2 separate regions of the Homo sapiens genome follow, and region 1 is linked to region 2. The links are chromatin contacts, found by Hi-C or POLR2A ChIA-PET in ENCODE. All regions are on one chromosome and are shown on one strand. The core of a region is the stretch at or near the end of the contact, and the rest is flanking DNA. Distances in the headings are between cores, read along the strand shown.

Region 1 (3,286 bases), core at 323-2,822, 530 kb after region 2:
AAGGCCCTCGAGTCTAGATCAAACTGCCCAGAAGTTGAGGGCCATTGCATTCACATTTTAGTGTGAATAATCAGATGGCTTTCTTCCTGGTGTCCAGATAAGAATTTTGACTAAGAGGAGAGTGGAGCCGATTAGGGACAGTGCAGAGCACCCTGGAGATGTCATCATAGAGCCCTACTTACATTGGGGAGGGAGGTCAAAGGTAAAAACCATTTACTTTGAAACGTGGTGTAAGGTGGCCTTCATGTTTTAAAAAGGAGGAAGGGCTCTCCCTTCTCTGATTTCTCTCTTCTGCCTCAGGACTCAGACTAGCCCTTTTAGCAGAGGGGAGCCTATAGAGAGGAGGTCATATACTAGTTGATTTTGGACTAAAGGCATCCCAAAGATGTACTATTTTTTGCTCCCTGCACTATTTTTTTTTTAATGGAACCAACGTTTAAAAATAGGATTTCTGCCTTCTCTTAAAACATCAGATGATCTGGTAACGCTGAGCTCCTGTTCTCACATGGGAACAACTGGCTGGAGCTGAGTGGCAGCCACCTCTTTAGAAAGATGTTAATTTGAAGTCTGCTATAGTCCCCATCATTCCTTATATTTCCCCCAACACTGAGACCCAAGTCACTTGAAAGTCAATATGATGATTCAAACACCAGGATTCTTCACTCATTTGTGGGTTTGTGACCTGTGATATTTGTGGATTCGTGACCTTTGGTTTAGAGGTCAAGTATAGGGGTTGTAAATAAAACTTGGGTTTGAATCAGATAAGAACTGTACCAATCTCAAAGACGGTGAATTAAAGATTAAAGAAAATATTGCATGCTTGGCATAATGTGTGGAACACAACAGCTATTGTAAACACCCAGTAGGAATGTAAGCTGCAAGAGGGCAGGTAGAAACCGTGCTAATTTAATCCGCTGGGGATATGACATTTGATTCTAATTTAATAGGTTTAATTCTTTGCAATATCCCCAGTAACTGCTGAATGAATGAGTGAGTGAATGAATGAATGGAATGATGAATGATGGGAGAGCCCGGAGGAGTTTTAAAGGCTGGAATGAAAAGGAAAGTAGTTATGATAACAGCGTTTCGCTGGGACTCCAAGGTGCAGCCAGGAAGAAAAGCCCGCTGGGACGTGCCAGGGTCTGTGACTGCGCTCCGCTGGCACCCAGAGGGTAGGTATCTGCAACGTCCCTTGGGAGCCAGACAGGGCTGACTTGCCCAGGACCTGTCAGGGCCATGTCCACCAGCTCTTGCACGGTCTGGTAACTGACAGCATCCTGATTCCTGCACGTTCCCGCCTCTGCCATCTGACCAGCAAAGACAGAGACCCACCCCGGGGATCCACCATCCAACGGGAGCCCAGCCTTTTCCTCCAAGCCGGGACGGCGCCCACACTAGACATGGCCTCCCTCGGGCTTCACGCAGCAGGACCGCGCCCGCAGCCTCCAGGCATCGCGTCCGGCTGGAGAGGCAGCTACCGTCCCACAGTGAACATGGCGGCCGAGGCGGCTTCAGCGCCGGGCGGGCGGCGCCGGGAGGCACGTCACGTGAGCGGCTCAGCTGGGCGGACCGCGCGCGCGCCCGCTGGCCCCGCCGGCCGCCGCTCGCTCGCTGGCTCGGCTGCGCTTTGAGGTGTGTGGGGCGTCGAGCCCCCGGGCCCGGTGAGGCGCGGCGCTGCGGGATGCGGCGGCGGCCGTGGCGGGGCCGCGGGCCGGGCGGGCGGGCGCGGTGATGAGTGTCTGCGGCCGCCGCCATGTCCAAGGTAACGGCGCCTGGGTCCGGGCCGCCGGCGGCGGCGAGCGGGAAGGAGAAGCGCTCCTTCAGCAAGCGGCTGTTTCGGAGCGGCCGCGCTGGCGGCGGCGGCGCGGGGGGCCCCGGGGCGTCCGGGCCGGCCGCGCCTTCCTCGCCCTCCTCGCCCTCCTCTGCACGCTCGGTGGGCAGCTTCATGAGCCGCGTTCTCAAGACGCTGTCCACGCTCTCGCACCTTAGCTCTGAGGGCGCCGCCCCAGACCGCGGCGGCCTCCGCAGCTGCTTCCCGCCCGGGCCGGCCGCCGCGCCCACGCCGCCGCCGTGCCCGCCGCCGCCCGCCTCTCCCGCGCCGCCCGCTTGCGCCGCCGAGCCGGTGCCCGGCGTGGCGGGGCTCCGCAACCACGGCAACACGTGCTTCATGAACGCCACGCTGCAGTGCCTCAGCAACACCGAGCTCTTCGCCGAGTACCTGGCGCTGGGCCAGTACCGGGCGGGGCGGCCCGAGCCCTCGCCTGACCCGGAGCAGCCTGCGGGCCGCGGCGCGCAGGGCCAGGGCGAGGTCACTGAGCAGCTGGCGCACCTGGTGCGGGCCCTCTGGACCCTGGAGTACACCCCGCAGCACAGCCGCGACTTCAAGGTGAGCCCGCGCGCCGCCGCGCCCCCACTGCACCCCGAGCCCCTGGGGCACCTGCCCGCCCAGGTCTTCCTTCCCTCGGTTCCTCTTGGCCCGGCAGGCTTCTGCATTGGTTGCTCCGAGTGGTCTGGGCAGTCGACCAGTGATTTTAAGGAGATTCATTCATTCATTCATTTATTCACTCACTCACTCACTCAAACATGTATTTATTGAGAACTTACTACATACGTGCCCATACTCTGTGATAATAGGCAATGGGAGTGACGTTGCAATGAACAAGACTATCCGCCTTCATGGAACTTGCATTTTTGTGGGGTGGGAGTGTTGAGCATGGGTTCAAATCCTGGTTCTGCCACTTACTAGCAATGTGACGTCGGGTAAGTTAAGCAGCCTCTCTGTTCTTACAGTTTCTTCATCTGGGGGACCTACTTTGTAAGGTGGTTGTGAGCTGCAAACAAGTTAATATATTAAATCGAACACTGTGGAATTACCCATATTTAACCGTTTTTTATTTACAGATTGGCACTTTTATAGGGTTCAACCTGATAAGTAAAATACTTCCATATCATGTGTATTTGCTGCTATTATTTTTGTTATTAAAGACTTGAAGAAGTTAACGAGATAATATCAGATAGTGGTTTGAAGAAAGAAAAACCTGCTGCTGTGATTGATGTGCTGACAGGCTACTTTTTATTTTTATTTTATTTTTAGAGACAGGGTCTTGCTCTGTTGCCCAGGCTGGAGTGCAGTGCTCACATAGCCTCAAACTCCTGGGCTCAAGCAATCCTCCCGCCTCACCTTCCAGAGTATTTAATAGCTGGGACTACAGACACACACCACCATACCTACCTATTTTTTATTTTTAAAACACTTTTGTAGAGACGGGGGTTTTGCTGTGTTGCC
Region 2 (3,187 bases), core at 546-3,045:
AACAGGAACTGACAGGGATAGTAAAACTCCAATGCCTTCAAGGATCAAGCAAGTTAACCTCCAAGACTTGGCAAGTCTGTGAAGAATAGGGAGGAGTAGAGACTGTGGCAAAGAAGTCTGAAGGGGACAGCTGTTTTCCAGCCCAGCAAAGGGCTGCCCTAAGAAAATGCTGTCCTCGTATTACTGAAGCTTTCACCTGTTTAAAAGGAGTTCTGAATCAAACTTTTTGTTCAATCAAACCTTCCAATTTAAAAAATAAAAACAAATTCAAATTCTTTGTAAAAAAAAAATATTGCATTGGGGCACAAAAAAATAATGCATCTGTAGGCAAGATACTGACTTGTGGGTTGTCTCCTTCCTTTCTCCCAGCCTCCTCCAAATTCCAGCCTCTTGTAGTGATGTCAAGCACCCCTGCAGGCTCAGCAACTCACCTATTTTCACCTCCAGATCTTCATTCAGGAAAAGGTTGCCCAGCTTGAGGTCTCGATGAATAACTCGGTTTCGGTGCAGGTACTGGCAGCCAAGCACAATTTGCCGTAGGTAGTATCGGGCCTCAGGCTCAGTCAGGGCTTTCCTCCTCTTGTGCAGCTCCAGGAGAGACTGTGGGTGGGAAGGAGAGGGCAGGAGGGATGGGGAGGTGGATTGAGGCCGGTGGGGAAGGGAGAGGGTTACCAGGCAAAGGAAGCACAGGACTGGACTCTGGACTCCCAAGGGATGAAAGAGGGGTCTTGGTGGGTTTCTCTCCTTCCCTATGCCCCCACCCCATTCCTTCTCCAGCACAGCGGCATCTGGACCCTGCCTTAACACTGTCCACAACCATTCGCAGCACCCCTTCTCCTACTAGCTTCCCCCCTTACCTGGGGGTCCTCTCTCAGCCCCACTCCGGAAGCTCCGAGTCCCCAGCACCAGATCCCTTTCCTGACTCGTATCTCCCCCGGAAGGCCCGAAGTCTGGCTCCAACTACCCCCCCACTGACCCAGCTCCACCCCAGAAGCTCCCAGGGCGCGGCATCACTAACCTGGGACTCCTCCCTGGGTACTCCAGGGCCCTAGCGTCCATTACCAGCACCCCTCCCCCCAGCACCTCGCGTCCAGAAGCTGACTTCCCTATCAGCAACATGACTCAGACTCCACTTCACTGGAACCCCCTCCTCTAGCAGCTCCCAGAGCCAAGAAGCCCTTACCAAAGACACTTTCCATACGTAAGCGGGAGGCTCCCAGCACCCTTCTCTAGCAGCTCCAAGTCCCAGGCTCTCCCTTGCTGGGTACTCTTTCCAGCAGCTCCAGGTCTGGGCGCTCCAACTGCCCCGCAGGCAGTTCCAGTTCCCCAGCAGCGACACTCACCCTCCGGCGGCAGAGCTCCAACACCACGAACACGAAGTCGTTGTCCTCGAAAAAGCCGTGGAATCCTACGACGTGCTGGTGGGCGAGGCTGCGGTGAATGGATATTTCCATGGACATCTTCTCCCTCTGGTGCGGCTTGAGCAGCAGAGACTTAGGCACAATCTTGCCCGCGAACACCTCCTTGGTGTCCGCGTCCGAGATCTCGAAGCACTTGGCAAAGCCGCCCTTGCCCAAAAAGCGGCCCCGCACATAGCGCCGCCGGCTGCGTGGGTCCACTAGGACCTCCGGGATCTCTTTCGCCGGTGGAGCCGCCGCCGGAGCTCCGGGAGCTGCAACTCCGGGGACCCCGGCTTTCCCAGGGTCGGCCGGTGCCCGTGCCAGCTTCCCTGCAGTCACTGCAGCACTCATGCTCCCGAAGCTGCGCTGCAGACCTCGATCCGAGCAGAGCCTCCGCACCGCTCCGCTCCTCCCCGAATTCAAACGCGGCGCTGGGAACGTTACAAAAGCCTGCGCGCCACTGATTGGCCGCGGGGATTTAAAATCCAAACCCGCCCGCCGCGCGGCACCATGGGAGCGCCCTGCGCAGCAGCAGCCTTTAAACCCGGACCCAGCCGGGGAAAACCTGATTGACACGGACGCCCGAACACGTGGGATAGCCTGGGAAACCAAACCCGGCGTGGATGCGGAGACCCAGCCCCGAGAGAGGAGGAATTCCTTCGGGGTTTCTCCCTTTCTCGGGCGTCCGGGAAAGCTCCTGCGGTTCACTTGCGCCTCCTCCAGGAAGCTTTTACTTAAATCTTCCTCTACCTCGGGGCCAGGGAACAGTAGCATCGCCATCACCTGAGAGCTTGTTAGAACCGCAAAGGCAAACGTTCAGGCCCTACCCCAGACCTCCCGAGTCAGTGTCCGCCTCTCAACAAGACTGCTCAGGTGATTCCTACACATCCTGAAGTTGGAGAAGCACAGTACCAGAGCCCCCCATGATGCAACGAAGCTGTCTGGCCTCCTCGCTACTGAATTTCCCAGGGCCTAAAATAGTGGACACTCAGTTTCTTGGTCAGAGGGAGGGAAGGTTGGAAGAATGCCTAGCAAACTGGCAGGTCATAGCCAAATGTGTCTTGCGGGGTTTTGTTTGGCCTCCCCCCACGCCTTTTTTTTGTGTGTGTGACGGAATCTTGCTCTGTCGCCCAGGCTGGAGTGCAGTGGCACGATCTCAGCTCACTGCAACCTCTGCTTCCCGGGTTCAAGCAATCCTCCCGCCTCGGCCTCCCTAGCAGCTGGAATTACAAGCATGCACCACCATGCCCGGCTAATTTTTGTAATTTTAGTAGAGAAGAGGTTTCACCATGTTGGCCAGGCTGGTCTTGAACTCCTGACCTCAAGTGATCTGCCCCTCGGCCTCCCAAATGCTGGGATTACAGGCGTGAGCCACCGCGCCCCGCCATTGTAAAACATTTACAGCATTTAAAAGAGGAGCTCATAAAAGTTGGGATTTGTGGCCTTTCCTGAAAAAAATCAGCTCTAGCTACTTACTCTGTGCCTACATGCTTTCAGTTTGCCACAGTTTACAGCTACACCCGTTTGTTCTGTAGGTACTTGAGTGGCAACCCTGGAACAGTAAAATACCCACGTTAAAAGCTCTTTCTCTGTGCCTCCTTAGCACCCTCTGATCCTTCATAGAGCCCAGCAAAAATCAACCATACTATAAGCATCCTTCACCTGCCTTGCAGCTAAGCTGAAGGACAATGAGGACAATGATGCCGTCCTTTCTACCCCATGTCCCAAGCTCCCAGAGCAGTGCTTGGTAAAAAAAAAAGGGTACTTACTAAAATGTTGGCTGAATA

What was found. Hi-C counts contacts between places; a loop is a spot of excess contacts on that map. ChIA-PET counts read pairs that join two places held with the same protein, here RNA polymerase II (POLR2A). Pooled maps may share reads with other maps.
Region 1: a pooled map shows a loop between it and region 2 (10-fold over the local background). The contact joins the promoter of USP31 here to the promoter of PLK1 in region 2. A Hi-C loop is called at or near these places in 1 of 37 single-sample maps with no recorded cell type and 6 of 50 pooled maps. POLR2A ChIA-PET finds 5 or more read pairs at or near these places in 1 of 52 experiments (AG04450).

The regions. Positions count from the first base shown.
Region 1 is chr16:23,147,738-23,151,023 of GRCh38, reverse strand. USP31 (ubiquitin specific peptidase 31) reads left to right here and starts at 1,572. Exons shown (of 16, transcript NM_020718.4): 1 at 1,572-2,386. The coding sequence starts at 1,754. RefSeq lists an enhancer at 1,172-1,391 and silencers at 1,572-1,671, 1,822-1,871, 1,972-2,071, 2,202-2,431.
Region 2 is chr16:23,677,497-23,680,683 of GRCh38, reverse strand. PLK1 (polo like kinase 1) reads right to left here and starts at 1,795. Exons shown (of 10, transcript NM_005030.6): 1 at 1,344-1,795; 2 at 432-600. The coding sequence starts at 1,751.